2 separate regions of the Homo sapiens genome follow, and region 1 is linked to region 2. A link is a loop called in an ENCODE intact Hi-C map of the cell type or tissue named here. Cell type or tissue: B cell. All regions are shown on one strand.

Evidence for each region. Hi-C counts contacts between places; a loop is a spot of excess contacts. Peaks named below come from ENCODE experiments on the same cell type or tissue, not always from the same donor. Only the 100,000 strongest peaks of a DNase experiment are listed, where the experiment ranks them.
Region 1: a loop joins it to region 2, with 11 times the contacts of the local background. A loop is called at or near these places in 7 of 110 quality-filtered maps.

What each region holds. Positions count from the first base shown.
Region 1 is chr1:53,216,557-53,224,556 of GRCh38, forward strand. CZIB (CXXC motif containing zinc binding protein) reads right to left here and starts at 4,078. Exons shown (of 8, transcript NM_017887.3): 1 at 4,014-4,078; 2 at 3,705-3,788; 3 at 2,311-2,367; 4 at 1,858-1,939; 5 at 1,616-1,647; 6 at 226-303. The coding sequence starts at 4,019. It overlaps CZIB-DT (CZIB divergent transcript), which reads left to right and starts at 3,804. Exons shown (of 1, transcript NR_185918.1): 1 at 3,804-7,702. RefSeq lists an enhancer at 3,479-3,980 and silencers at 3,850-4,219, 4,350-4,409. In B cell, no CTCF peak of the experiment used is centred here; DNase peaks (open chromatin) are centred at 3,815 and 4,035; H3K4me3 peaks cover 1,789 bases; H3K27ac peaks cover 2,056 bases.
Region 2 is chr1:53,834,623-53,842,622 of GRCh38, forward strand. It overlaps NDC1 (NDC1 transmembrane nucleoporin), which reads right to left and starts at 3,674. Exons shown (of 18, transcript NM_018087.5): 1 at 3,583-3,674; 2 at 878-998. The coding sequence starts at 3,639. It also overlaps the pseudogene RPL37P7. RefSeq lists a silencer at 3,428-3,557 and an enhancer at 3,668-4,147. In B cell, no CTCF peak of the experiment used is centred here; DNase peaks (open chromatin) are centred at 329 and 3,839; H3K4me3 peaks cover 1,995 bases; H3K27ac peaks cover 1,153 bases.

The DNA of each region.
Region 1 (8,000 bases), 620 kb before region 2:
CAGGATGAATAAATTCATAGGGTTACCATAAGAATTAAATGTGGTAACATGTAAAAATGATGGCATGGGTGCCCAAGCATACAGCAGCCACTTAAGGGACAATTATTACTACCGCTAGAAAGGAGAATGTCTAGTCCATGGTATCTGTAGGTAGCACAGTTCTGGCTGTCACTTCATACATCCCCTCCCCAAAGACAAAGATTCCCCAGAAAGATACACACACACCTGCGGCTGGAAATCAACTGGTTCAAGGCCCCGGCACTCAAACTCCACTATTGTCTTGAAGTTCTCATTGTCTTCAGCCTAGAAAGGAAGTGTGTTGAGGAGGCAGGCCCAAATGAGCTCTCAGGATGACCCCATGGCCCCTCTCCTTCCTGCCAAATGGGCACTTACTGCCCCTGGAGGCCTAGTATGAGACCCAGGAAGAACTCATCCCCTTCTTAGAGGAAGCCTGCCTTGGGCACCTGCTCCCTATGAAGCTTTCTGTAGACAGCAGACATGGAGGCTGCAGAAGAGCGTGGATGCTGGGGTCAACCTGCCTGGATGTAAGGTAAGCTCTGCCTATCTTCCCCTCTGGGCCCAAGATTCCTAAACTGTCAAATAGAGCCGAGGAAACCTCTACAATTTTACTGTCAGATTTTGAAATGCATATAAAGTGCCCAGCACAGTGCTCAATAAATAGTAAATAAAATTATCAACACCAAAAATATGAACAAGAATGTTAAGCTCCAAAGTCTCTAGATCATCCAAACAGACCCAGTACACTTAACCATAGCCTTTTGCTGACCATCTGCCATGCAGTAAGGGCAGAGGGCTGTCTTATAGCCTTTGAAATGGTTATGTATGTGGAGGGGGCACCTCTTGGGGGGCAGGTGGCCAGGAAATTCATGCCTACCTGACCTATGGGCTTAGGGACCACAAGTGCCATGCCCTACATTCAGTCTCATCCTGTCATTCACTGTAAAGTAATTTCCTGCACACTGACCACATCTCTGGCACTGGTAAGGCACTTCTCTGTTAGGGCCCTAGTTCGATTCTTGTTTTTTGTATTTTCCACTAGATTATTATGTACGTGAAGGCGAGTCCTCATTTAATTTCTCTTTAACTTCAGGACAAAGCCAAGAATTTGGCACAACTCAAGATACTTTAAATAAATACCAAATAAGGAATAGGTGAATACATATAACTGGCTTTCTTTAAACAAACAGATCCAAAGCACACCCTCCCTCACCTTTGGGCTAACTTGTTAACACTGATGATATAAAGGATGGGATGCACCAAACGACTACCCCACCCATGGTTTCAGAGAAAGCTTGCTAGTCCCCTAAAATGAAGACAAGGCAAGTGCTCTCAGTGATGCAAACTGAACAGCTAGGTTGTGTCAGAGGTCCCCTGAGCTCTCACAGCCCAGCCCTCATAAGAAGGCACTGCAAGAGGCAATATACCAAGCACTCAGTGTACAGTGGATAAATGACTGAGTCAAAGAAGAACTAAGTTCATGAGTGAATGTCCTATGGCAGGTCACTCTGATGCAGGCATGACTCTAGAACCCAGACCTACTAACTCCAGTTAGGATTTAAGCCCACCATCCCTGCCACTACAGCAGCAAACTTACATTGTAAGGCTTGATGGTGCTGCTTAAAATCTCTGAAATAGAAAAGAGAACACAAAGTTGACTTGAGTCCATACCCTCGCCCCAGCCAGGTGCCCACATGTGGCCCTGAAAAAGATCACGCTGTACAGGTGTCGGCATCTTAGGCCTGACTCCACCCTCAGGTAACATGAGTCTACTTTCAGCCTGGTGCCAGGAAGCTGTGGGCCACCCTGGCAGAACTCAGTACGCACAGCCTGACCTACCGATGGAATTTTCTCTTGCACACAGCTTGCACTTCTGGACCATGGAAGCACTGCCACGGCCCCCCTTCAGTGCCACACTGTCCTGGCAAAAAGCAAACAGAACTTTCAGTCACATATGAATTAGATGTACAGTCCTGAGGAGATCGAGCCCACCATTTATTGTCCACTTAAAGAGACCAAGACCCAGAAAGGGTAACTTACTAGGACAAGACTCCTGGGAAGGCTTCCTGAGGAAAATAAAAAAAGGGCTTCCCCTTGATTTTGAACTCTGCCTCATACCTCAAAGATGCCTATTGAATCCAGTGCTGATCACACTGACACCTACCCTCCCAAACCACAAAAAGCAGGGAGCAAAGAACTGGAGAGATGAAGGCCAGTTTCCCCAAATCCCTGCCCAGAAGTGTATGTGTGTTTGTGAGTGTTTATGTTGGGGGTTGGGCGGGGAACAGTTACCATCAGCCGGATGTACTGCCACTTGTCCGAAATCTCACCACAGTTGCCACATTTCATCTTTGGGGAAAAAGAATGTTAGTAAAGCAGCTGGCTCTGCTGCACAGACACCAAGGAAAGGGTAAGAACAGTGGGAGGTGGGCAGGCTCATGATCTACCTTCTTGATGGCAATCTCACTTCATCCCTAACACCTGCCCCAACAAGGACAAAACTAGAACTATCTCTGGGCAAAGGATAGGTAAGGCTGTTTCCTATGCCGGCGTGCCCACCCTCCTCTATGAAGTGCTCAGTGTGGCCGGGGATTCAAGGCACCTGTGGTGCAGAAATGGTTTCAGCGGAGGTGAGGGGGGGGAATATGGAGAGATTTGTTAGAAGATACAAAATTACAGCTATATGGGAGGAATAAGTTCTAGTGTTCTATAGCACTGTAGGATGACTATAGCTGACAATAATATATAGTTTCAAATAGCTAGGATATTAAATGCTCCCAACACAAAGAAATGATACACGTTTGAGGTGAATATGCTAACTACCTTGATCTGATCACAATACATTACATTTATCGGAACATCACTATATACCCCATAAATATGTACAATTCTGTGTCAATTAAGAAAAAAAAAGAGAAATGGCCTCAGCAGGCCCCCGACCCACTCTGCTTGGTTAGCTTTATGTTCCCACAGGCCCTGTATGTCACTGGTATAAGCACTTATCACTCTATTGTTACTCTATTTTTCTGTCTCCTTCACTCGATTCCGCTTCTTCAAGCCAAAGAACAGATTCTCCCAAGTAAGCCCTGGTATTCAGGCTTCAAAATCCTGGGAAACAAAAGTAGTCCGGAGGCAGCTTCCCGAAAAACAGGGCTTTTGAGAGGTACAGAAGGATGCTGGGATTTTTGACCAGGAGTAAAACAGAGCAGAAGCTCTGGGATCTGGAAGAGTGAAGAGCCTCGAACTGCTGGGGAAGGGGAGGCCTCTGTAGACCATGCCACTAGGGTACCAGCTTTACCAGTGTGGGAGGGCTAAGGAAGGGTGGATTACGCACAAAATTAAACTATTTCACAATAAAGAAAACCAAATCAATAAACGAAAGGCGAACTATTCACCTTATTAAATAATCACAAGCGTCCCTTCAAGTAGCATTTCGTTTAGTGTCCATTTACAGACCACGAAATATTTAACACAGGGAAGAACTACAAAATGAAGCTTTCCAAGACTGCCAATTAGAGATAAACCAATACACTTTAATAGAAAGCAAACGTAAAATTCTAACTAGGAAAACCCCGAACACTTAATGTGCCTGGTTAAATATTTTCTCATACTGCCGGAGAGAAGGCTCCGGTTCAGCACTGAGATCAGGACGGGCCTCCTCTCCCCGGGCCCCGCCCCGGCCGCACCTTCAGGTACCACCGGAAGTCCTCGCCCACGGGCCGGAGGTTGGTGATGTTCTCCAGCGTGGCTTTGAGTTGCAGCGCGATTTTCTGAGGGGGAGGGCCAGAGCGACTGCGTCAGCCGTGCCTGCGCAGCCCCACGCCTGCCCGACCCTCCCGCATTCCCAGCCGTGGGTGCCACAGGGAGACACTCCTTCTGCCTCCTGCTCCTTCAGCGCGCACCCACTCGCTTCATCTCCTCCTGGCGCGAGCTGTTGCCTCCCAGACCCTCGCCACCTCCCCTCCGTGTCCCCGCGGCGGGCGGCCTCCCCTCACCCCCATGGTAGCCCTCTCCGCCCGGTGCTGGCTGCGGCCCTTGCCGTTGCTTTCCGGCGCGTCGTAAAAGGCGGGTGCCGTCTGCGCACCCTCAGTAGGGCGGGGCCGGGGCCGGGCCGCGGGGCAGGGACTTCTGCGCGCCGCTGCTCGCCTGGCCCACTGGGCTTTTCGCATCTGGGGATCTGGGGCCAGTGGAGGTCAGCCAGGTCCGCGAGCAACCTGTGCTCAGGCCAGCGGAAGCCTGACTCCAGGATTCGGTGGTGCCACAGACAGTTACTGAACGCCAATTTTGTGCCTGCTTTAAGCGAACAGGACAGTTCCTGACCCTCAGTTCTTTCCAGGCTCTTCACTACTCTGCCTGCCCTGGAACTTCTCAGATCACGTCAGCTCCCTCTGCCCAGGGGAAAAGCTACAAAAGGAAGAGTTCCAAGACTGCCAAATAAAGATAAACCAATACGCTTTAAAAAGTAGAATGTATTGGTTTATCAGATTTGGGGATGATGCCTTTCTTCAAACTGCCCTTTCCTGTTTCACCCAAGAGACCTGGTTTCTAGGCCCTTCTCCAGAGTTTGCCCTGTGTCCACATCCTTCTCACTGTGGTCCTTGCGACTGGACATTCCCCTTCAGCTGGCTCTTTTTTGGGAGCCCACCTGGCTTATCCTTCTCTCATAACGTTTATTGAACTTTATTTTACCTGGCCTCCTGTCCAGGCTACATCTGAGACCATGCAGGAGCTGTGGAGATTAACGGTAAAAGGAACAGCACATTCAAGACTCTTCTAGGAGGTGGGGCAAGATAGCCAAATAGAACCCTCCAGTGATCCTCCTCCTCCTCTTCCCTGGCAGGAACACCAAACTGAACAACTATCCACACAAGAAAGCACCTTCATGAGAACCAAAACTCAGGTAGCAATCACAGTAGCTGGTTGTAACGTCACATCAAGATATAAGGCAATGGCTGGGTGCGGTGGCTCACACCTGTAATCCCAGTGCTTTGGGAGGCTGAGGCGGGCAGACCACCTGAGGTCAGGAGTTTGAGACCTAGCTGGCCAACATAGTGAAACCCTGTCTCTACTAAAAATACAAAAATCAGCCGAGTATGGCAGTGCACACCTGTAGTCCCAGCTACTCCGGAGGCTAAGGCAGGAGAATTGTTTGAACCCGGGAGGTGGAGGTTGTAGTGAGCTGAGATCATGCCATTGCACTCTAGCCTGGGTGACAGAGTGAGACTCTATCTCATAAAAGAAGAAAAAAAAAGGAACAAGGCAATGAAGAGGGTAGGAAAGACAGTCTTGAATTGCTACCACCACCCCTCCCTCATCCTCTGGCAGCACCTGGCTGCCTGGCATAGAGAGAGAATCTGTGTGCTTATGGGACTTTGCATTGGAACTGAGTTTTGCCCTGTCACAGTGGAAAGCAACTCAGGGCAGAATTCAGCTAGTGCCCACAGAGGAAGCACTTAGAGAAACCCTAGCCAGAGGGGAATCATCCATCCCAGTGGTCAGGTTCTGGCGAGCCCCACCACCACTGGCTAAAGTGCTTCAGGGTCCTAAATAAATTCGAAAGGCAGTCTAGGCCACAAAGACTGCAATTCCTGGGCAAGTCCTGGTGCTGTGCTGAGCTCAGAGCCCGTGGACTTGGGGTGCACACAGCCTAGTGAGATACCAGTTGGGGAGCCAAAGGAGTGTTTATGTCACCAGTCCCCCAACCCCAGGCAGCACAGCTCACGGCTCCAGGAGAGACTCCTTTCCCTTAGAGGAAAGGAGAGGGGAAAGTAAAGAGGACTTTGTCTTACAGCTTGGATACCATCCCAGCCACAGTAGAATAAAACACCACGCAGAGTCCCGAAGCCCCCTTGCCAGGCTCTATCTCCCAGATATTTCTAGAGCTACCATGGGCCAGAAGGGAACCCGCTGCTTTGAAGGAAAGGACCCAGTCCTGGCAGGATTCATCACCTGCTGACTAAAGAGCTGTTGGGCCTTGAATAAACATTTGTAATAGCCACAGTACTGGGTGAGGCCCAGTACTGTGCTGCCTTCAGGTGTGACCCAGTGCCTTCCCAGTAATGGTTGCCACAGGGAGAGACTCCTTCTGCTTAAGGAAAAGAGAGGAAAGAGTTAAAAAGGAGTTGGTCTTGCAACTTGGGTACCAGCTCAGCCACAGTAAAATAAAGCACCAAGTAGGTTTCTAAAGCCCGGACTCCATGCCCTAGCTCCTGGACAGCATTTCTAAACCCACCCTGGGCCAGAAGGGAACCTGCCACCCCAAAGGGTAAGACACAAGCCTGGCTGGATTCACCACCTGCTGACTAAAGAGCCTTTGGGCTTTGAATAAACATCAGCAATAACCAGGCAATAGTCACCATGGGCCTTGGGCAAGACCCACTACTGTGCTGGCTTCAGGTTTGACACAGCACAGTTCCAGCAGTGGTGGCCACAGGGGTGCTTGTGTCACTCCTCTCCCAACTCCAGGCAGCTCAGCATGGAGAGAGAGACTCCATTTATTTGGGAGAAAGTAAGGGAAGATAACAAGAGACTCTGCCTGGTAATCCAGGGAATTCTCTCGGATCTTACCCAAGACCATCAAGGCAGTACCTCTGAGTCTACAAGAGTCACAGCATCGCTGGGTTTGGGGTGCCCCCTAATGCAGTTACAGCTGCAGTGACCAAATATTTACATCACAACACTCATTTCCCTTTGAGTACTTGGAAAAGCCTTCTGAAGAAGGATGAGTACAAATAAGCCCAAACTGTGAAAATTATGATAAATACCTAATTATTCAATGCTCTGCATTGACCAACAGTCACAAACATCAATACCATCCAAGAAAACATGACCTAATCAAATGAACTAAATAAGGCACCAGTGACCAATCCCAGAGTGACAGAGATATGTGACCTTTCAGAGAATTCACTGTCACTGAGAAAGCTCAGTGAAATTCAAGATAGCACAGAGAAGGAACTCAGAATCCTGCCAGATAAACTTAACAAAGAGATGGAAAAAGGAACTCAGAATCCTGCCAGATAAATTTGACAAAGAGATGGAAATAATTTTAAAAATTAAATAGAAATTCTGGAGCTGATAAATTCAACTGATACACCAAAGAATGCACCAGGGTCTCTAAACATGAGAACTGATCAAGCAGAAGAAAGAATTAGTGAGCTTGAAGGCAGGCTGTTTGAAAATACACAGAAGAATTGAAAGAAAAAATAACAAAAAAGGATGAAGTATGCCTACAATATCTAGACAATGGCCACAAATGGGCAAATCTAAGAGTTATTGGCCTTAAAGAGAAGGTAGAGAGAAATTAGGATAGAAAGTTTATTCAAAGGAAGAATAACGGAACTTTCCAAACCTAGAGAAATATATAAATATTCAAGTACAAGAAAGTTATAGAATACCAAGCAGATTTAACCCAAATAAGACTACCTCATGTCATTTAATAATCAGACTCCCAAAGATCAAAGATAAAGAAAGGATCCTAAAAGCAGCAAGAAAAAAGAAACAAATAACACACAAAGAAGCTCCAATGGGTCTGGCAGCAGGCTTCTCTGTGGAAAGCTTACAGGCCAGGAGAGTGGCATGACATTTAAAGTACTGAAGAAAAAAAACATTTATCCTAGAATAGTATATCCAGCAAAAATGTCCTTTAAACATGAAGGAAAAATAAAGATTTCCTAGACAAACAAAAGCTGAGGGATTTTGTCAACACACCAGACCTTTCCTTCAAGAAATGCTAAAGAGTGTTTTTCAGTCTGAAAGAAAAGGATGTTAAGCAATGAGAAATCGTCTGACGGCACAAAACTCATTGGGAATGGTAACTACACAGACAAATGCAAAAGATTTTAACACTAATTGTGTGTAAACTACTCATATATTGAGTAGCAAGACTAAAAGATGAACCTATCAAAAATAATAACTTTTCAAAACATAGACAGTATAAGATATAAATAGGGGCCAGGCACGGTGGCTTATGCCCATAATCCCAG
Region 2 (8,000 bases):
TAACCTGAATCTCAGTTATCCCATTTATAAAGTAGAAAGTACCTCTTAACTACACAGAGTTACAGGAAGGATAAGAAGTAATATATGTAAGGAGCTGGCACACGGTAAACAGGCAATAATGGGTAGTTATTAACAGAAAACAAGTTAATTTTAATACATTTAGTAATTTTACTTAGTCTCTAAGGAATTTAAGGAACATTTTAGGCCAGGTGCGGTGGCTCACACCTGTAATCCCAGCACTTCGGGAGGCTGAGGCAGGTGGATTGCTTGAAGTCAGGAGCTCAAGACCAGCCTGGGTAACGTGGCAAAACCCCGTATCTACTAAAAATACAAAAATCAGCCGGGCGTGGTGGCGCGTGCTGAGGCACAAGAATTGCTTGAAGATGGGAAGCAGAGGTTGCAGTGAGCCAAGACTGAGCCACTGCACTCAGCCTGGGTGACAGAGCAAGACTCTGTTTCAAAAAAAGAAATCAAGTGCTCTTAATTTTAGACGTATTTTTAAAAGAGGTACATGTCATATTTTCTACCCACAATTTCGAATCGATGACAGGAACCATTCTGTATTTTAAAGAGACAAACAATCTCAATAAAGCTGCCCAAAGGAAAAACAAATGAAACTAAGTTTTCATTTATGGGGTCTTCTAATGATCTTTTCGTTCCTATGATCACAGTCTTTGACAAGCTTATTAATCTTATTACATAATAAAAAGGTGATTTATGTTACGAAGGAGACATCTTAAAATTATCTCAAAGTGAATGTTTTGATGTGTCAATATAACATAGGCAGTAATTGAAAATAAACTGCTTGAAACATAATGCAATTTTTATGTTGAGAAGTAGGTCCTATAACTTTCTCCCCAAGTTGAGTATCACCTACCAGACAGCCACTGTATAGGATGAAACAAATCAATCCTGCTGAAAATTATAAATACTGTGGTGCAGATGGGTAGAAATAGCACTGACCAAACAATACTTGCAACTATCCTCCAGCCCAAAACCTATAAACAAAAAGAAAAACCCTCACTCATGAAGTCAGTTAAATTATTTCAGTTATGCAAATCCTATCTTTTCATACAGGATGTTAACCACTAACTCAGATCATAATCCGTAACTCAAACATTCACTACTAGTAATAACATTACGTACCACTAAAGAATTTATAGTATCAGTGAGCTGATGCCTGCATTAGTACAAAGTTAGGTGCAACATCAAATATCATACTTTGTATGAGGGGTGGTGGGCATTGATTTACAGCTGTTTTAGAGCAACTAATACTTGTCTCTCTAGGCTTAATTGATAGCTATATTAATATATAAAGGCTGTACACATTTTATGGGAACCACCTGTATACTGTAACTGTATTTATAATCATCAGATATGAACCTTTACTGGGCAACTACGGCACTGTAGCATTCTATTCATGTTTGAATTGCCCGTATCTATCATATAGGAGGAAAATATTTACTGCTGAATAATACAAGAAGATATAGAGGGGTTTTAAGCATGAAAGTGACAATCAAATTCATGTTGCTCAAGGTAAAACATGTCTGTTTACTGAAAGCTGGCTTTAAGGAAGATGGAGGAGTTGGGACACGAACCAAACCAGAGACAATGCAGTTAGGAGGCAGTCCACCAAAAAGCTGAGGCCGGGCGTGGTGGCTCACATCTGTATCCCAGCACTTTGGGAGGCCAGGGTGGGCGGATCACTTGAGGCCAGGAGTTTGAGACCAGCCTGGCCAACATGGTAAAACCCTGTCTCTATAAAAAATTTTTTAAAAATTAGCCAGGCATCATTCCAGCCCGGGCAACAGAGCAAGACTCTGTCTAACAAAAAAAAAAAAAAAAAAGAATAAAGTTGAACTCCTATCCCACATTCTTTTTGATGTTGTGATTTTGAGACAGCTCGCTCTGTCCCCCAGGCTAGATGCAACAGTGCCATCTCAGCTCACTGCAACCTCCTCCTCCCGGGTTCAAGTGATTCTCCTGCCTCAGCCACCTGAGTAGCTGGGGTTACAGGTGCCCGCCACCACACCTGACTAATTTTTTTTTCAGTAGAGATGGGGTCTCGAACTCCTGACCCCAAGTGATCCTCCCACCTCAGCCTCCCAAAGTGTTAAGATTACAGGCGTGAGCCACAGCGCCCAGCCTCCTATCCCACATTCTATACAAAAATTAACTCAAAATGGATTAAAGACCTACATGTAAGAGCTAAAACTATAAAACTCTTGGAAGAAAACATAGGAGTAAACCTTCATGATCTTGGATTTGGCAATGGTTTCTTAGATATGACACCAAAAGCATAAGCAACAAAAGAAAAATATAGATAAATTGGACATCAGCAATATTTAAAACTTTTTTGCTTCAGAAGACACTGTCAGCCAAGTGCGGTGGCTCACAAGTGCCAAAGGTGGCAACAACCCAAATACCCACATACTGATGAATGGATAAACAAAATATGTGGTATGTCCATACAGTGGATTATTCAGCCACAAAAAGGAATGAAGTACTCATGCATGCTAAACATACACCAGGCACGATGGCATGCACCTGATGTCCCAAATAGTTAGGCGGCTGAGGCAGGAGGACTAGTTGAGCCCAGGAGCTCAAGACCAGGCTGGAGAAGATATCGTATCTCTATTATAAAAATAATTTTTAAAAAAATTTTAGAGGCCAGGCACGGTGGCTCACGCCTGTAATCTCAGCACTTTGGGAGACCGAGGCGGATGACTCACTTGAGGTCAGGAGTTCAAGACCGGCCTGACCAACATGGTGAAACCCCATCTCTACTAAAAATACAAAAATTAGCTGGGCGTAGTGGTGCGTATCTATAATCCCCGCTCCTCGGGAAGCTGAGGCAGAACTCCTTGAACCCTGGAGGCGGGGGTTGCAGTGAGCCGACAACGCGCCATTGCACTGCAGCCTGGGCAACAGGGAGCGAGCCTCCGGCTCAAAAAAAAAAAAAGATAAGACTTACGGACCCAAAAGTTTTTAGTTTGGAATACAGGGGAGATGGCAGTGCACTGGGATAGAAGCACTTTTCCAAAAGGGATCTTTCTCCTCTTTCTCTTTGCACTCCAGAGAAGCGATGTAGTACTGTTAATTCCGTAACTTTAAGGAGGAAGTACTATTCCACTCAGCTCAGTCCCATTCTACCTTACAAAGAACACCTGCCCTGCTTACTGGACCCTAACCCCAGCCTCTACTAATGCCACATTTCTTTCCAATTCCGTGCATTCCTTCCCACTTCTTAACGAAACAAATTAAGTTATTTATTTTGCACCTACTGGATACGGTACCCTTGCGTAAAACTCCGCCTCACTCCCTATTCCAATTTCCATTCAGTCCATCCGTCCCACTCTGACCAGCTTCCTTCCACTCAGGACCCCTCTCCTACCCCGTAACCAACTTCCACTCAGGACTTCCCACAACCCTGCAATCAGTCCCCCAAGTGGTGCCTTCCCCACGCGTTCTCTCCACGCTGCCCCGGGACCGGCCCTCCCCCGCCCAGCGCGCACGCGCGATCAGAGCTTGCCCGCCCGGCCCGACCCTGGCAGTGCGTGCCACAGTGCACGCCGCACTCACGCGCCACAGTATGTCCCGCGACCTGCCGGCGCAGGGCCGGCTCACGGCCGTGGCCATGGAGATGGCGGCCCCTAGTCTAGGGCGTACAGGAGACCGTGCGCCCGCCCGCCACCGCAGTTCAAAGGCAGGAAGGCCCCAGGAGGACCCTGCTGGGTCTGCCTCAAACGCTGCCTGAGCGAAGCCCGGCCCAGGCTCCAACCCATCCCTGCGAGGCTTCGTCTGGACAAGCTCAACAGGCCAGGACTGCCGCGCAGACACGTCCCGCAAACGCGGCTGTAACTCCAGGAACCGCCCTCTGGCGACCAAACGGTCCCTTCGAAGCAGGGTCCAGCGGGGCGCCAGAAGCAGGTGGCGGCGCTGCATGCTGGGAACTGTAGTCTCGACGGCCCCCTGAGAGGAAGTAGGAGGAATGTTGCATTCTGGGACTCGGAGTTCCAAAGTACAGAATGCTGGGAGTCAAGGTCTTCCTGGAGGTGCCTTGAGGCATGCTGGGAATAGTAGTCTTTTATAAAGCCGATAACAGCCACAGTATTGATTGACTGGAATTCTTCAGTTAGAGCTAGCAAAATGATCTGCCCTCATTTCTCCCTATTACTTTATAAGTCACCTAAAAGTGAAACCAAAGGATGTGGTGGTCTTCTCCACAATAGGTACGCAGTAATTTTACTGAAATAAAAAAAAAATTCTCTAGAGATGCCTTTGGTTTCATAAAATCTGGTTTCTACTTCCAGATCTGCCACTTGCTAAATTGAATATTTTTATCTTCTCTGAGCCTCCATTTCTTCAACAGTAAGATAAGGATGAAAATAAAAATATCCTGGTGATGTTGTGAGGATGTAAATAATATGCTATACAAATGTTATCATTAATATACTGCCAGTAAGAAAAAAGGTGTTTCACCAACCCAAGTTTCACCTAATGAAGTCTTCTCAGTGCTTTAGACCTCAGTGAGATCTCTGGATGCATATCGCTAACGCCTTTTTATGCTCAATCACATGCCACAGTCAACATGCAATACTCAAGACAGAAATAGATTCAGTGATTTACTGACTAAGGAAATGCATAGGCTGGTGAGAGGAATTGAGATCACACCTACTGCTCTGCAACGTTTGCTAACAATGGCTTCCTGAATGCTTTAAGATTATATCCTATTCACTTCCAAAATCATGTTACTATCAATCATGTCTAAAGCACTGTAGGACAAACTGGGAATACAACTGATAGATCAAGTCTCTGCCGTGAAGAGATCTATCCGGTGGTGGAGAAAACTTGTAAAGAATTAGTCCAGGCCAGGCACAGTGGCTCACACCTGTAATCCCAGCACTTTGGGAGGCCAAGGCAGGAGGATCACAAGCCAGGAGTTTGAGACCAGCCTGGGCAACATAGTGAGACCTCATCTCCACAAAAACAACAACAACAACAACAACAAACTTTTTTTTAAATTAGCCGGGTGTAGTGGTGCACACCTGTAGTCCAAGCTACTCCATAGACTGAGGCAGGAGAATTGCTTGAACCTGGGAGGTTCAGGCTGAAGTGAGCAGTGATGGCGCCATCACACTCCAGACTGGGCCATAGAGTGAGACCCTGTCCAAAAAAAAAAAAAATCAGTCCAAATGCGTGTTCATAAAGACACCTCAGGTTCTAAGGTTCTTGTGGTAGAGACTACTCGTTGTCTGCCTCAATATCTATTCTCCCCTTCTTTCATAATAATTGAACTCCCAGTTTTTTAACTGGGCATATAGTTATATTTCCCAGCCTCTTTTGCAGCTAGGTATGGCCAGCTGACTGAGTTCAGGCCAATAAAATATAATCAAAGTATTGCATGGTAGCTTCCTAGAAACCCCCTTAAAAGGGAGCTACTGCATGATGGTCTTTGCCTCTTCTTAATCCCATCCTCCATTCAGCTGCCTGGATTTGGGATGTGTTGGCTGCAGCTCTAGCACCATACTGGACCACAGAAAGGGGGTCACACTGTAGGGAAAATGAAGTACTGAGCCTAAAGGAGACTTGATTATTTATGGCAACCATATCAGTTCTAGGCTACCTGCCTTTACCTCCTAATTTCATTTACACAAGAGAGACAATTATTTATTGTTTAAGCCACATCTATTTTTTTTTTTTTTTGAGACAGAGTCTCACTCCTTTGCCCAGGCTGGAGTGCAGTGGCATGATCTCAGCTCACTGCAACCTCCGCCTCTCGGGTTCAAGTGATTCTCCTGCCTCAGCCTCTTGAGTAGCTGGGATTACAGGCGCATACTACCATGCTGGCTAATTTTTGTATTTTTTAGTAGAGACGGGGTTTTGCCATGTTGGCCAGGCTGGTCTCAAACTCCTGACCTCAGGTGATCTGCCTGCCTCAGCCTCCCAAAGTGCTGGGATTACAGGCATCAGCCATCGCATCCAGCCTCTGCTTCTGTTTTTATAGCACCTATCACAGTCTTAAATCATCTTGTTTGTTTACTTCTTATTGTCTGACTTCTCACTAATATACAGACTTCACAAGAGCAGGGACTTTGTCTTGTTTATCATCGCTTCCAAAGTACCCATTACATTAGTAAGTAATAAATGAATTTTTATTTAATGAATAATGAATGAGTGGAAGAAATTAACTATATTGGACAGTGTTTCTTCAGGACAAAAACTTTTGATACCTATATCAAAGGGGGATTTAATGCAGGGAATTGATAACAAAGTTGTTGGAGAGGCTAAAAAAGCATAGGAAAGAAAGAACGGGGCTGTAGTAGCTAAGAGCAGAATGGAGTTACTGCCCAAATACCAGGAAGCTACTGCTTCCATTTAGAGCCATGAGACAACACTGAATGCTGAGCTGCTGAGGGTGGTGCCCCTGCTGCTGTTAGAACCACTCTGTTGATTTGAGCACCCTGTAGCTGCTGAAAGCACCACCCAGAAGTGCCTGCAACTATCCAAAGTTGCTCTCTGAGCCTTTGAAAGCCATAACCTGGCCGAGTGTGGTGGCTCACACCTGTAATCCGTTTGAATTACTTTGGGAGGCCAAGGTGGGCGGATCACAAGGTCAGGAGATTGAGAACATCCTGGCCAACATGGTGAAACCCCGTCTCTACTAAAAATACAAAAATTAGCTGGGCATGGTGGCACATGCCTGTAGTCCCAGCTACTCAGGAAGCTGAGGCAGGAGAATAGCTTGAACGAGGGAGGTGGAGGTTGCAGTGAGCTGAGATCGTGCCACTGCACTCTAGCCTGGAGACAGAGTGAGACTGCATCTCAAAAAAAAGAAAAGAAAAGAAAAAGAAAGCTATAAACTAATTATTTGAAATAGAATAAATTTTTTAAATGATACAAGACCTCTTTGGTCTCAGCCACAAAGGGAACACCATCGTTTGGAAAGCATTGCAGTAAGACACACATGTTGTGCTGCTGCTGTGCCCCTAAGGCCTATGCCCTTCAGTAGTCAACCTGTGGCACATGTGCCACCTTGCCAAGCACAAGAGGAAGTAACACTGGAGTACCAATGCTGAAAGATGAAATACCACCAGGACTAGTCAAATGAGGCACCTAAAAAGTGTATACCACAGATTCAGGCAGGGATTCCGTGAAGGAACAACACCTAGACCTAAGACGGCAGCTGTTGCAGCATCCAGTTCATCTTAAGAATTTCACTCCAGCCTGGGCAACAAGAGTAAAACTCTGTCTCAAAAAATAAATAAATAAATAAAAGGAAAAAAAAGAATTTTGATGGTTAGTCACCCAATAAATGTTCTGGTTGGCCGGGCGTGGTGGCTCATGCCTGTAATCCTAGCACTTTGGGAGGCTGAGGCAGGTGGATCATTTGAGGTCAGGAGTTCAAGAACAACCTCGCCAACATGGTGAAACCCCATCTCTACTAAAAATACAAAAATTAGCTGGGCATGGTGGTGGGAGCCTGTAATCCCAGTTACTTGGGAGGCTAAGGTAGCAGAATTACTTGAATCTGGGAGGCAGAGGTTGCAGTGAGCCAAGATTGCGCCACTGCACTCCAGCCTGGGTGACAGAGTGAGACTCTGTCTCAAAAAAAAAAAAAGTTCTGGTTTTTAAAAATTAAAAAAAAAAAAATGATACAAGACATGAAGAACAATACCAGTTAGTATTAGAAAAACTCAGAAATTATGTGATAGAACTCAGGAAAGAAATCAAAATTTAAACAATTATTATAAAATGGAAGTTGAATTAGAAGAGCAAAGAAACACAACAGTAATGTCATAACAAACGAAGAACTTTTATAATCAAAAAAGGAATAAAGAAACAAAAACAATTTTAAGTGACAAATAGAGAAAATAGGCAAAGAAGATCTAACATATGAATAATGGGAGTCCCTGAAGACTCTGGAATCTCATTTTAAACCATCACTGTCTCGCCCAACAACACACAAGGATGTGAGAATTCCTTTCTGTTTTTAAATT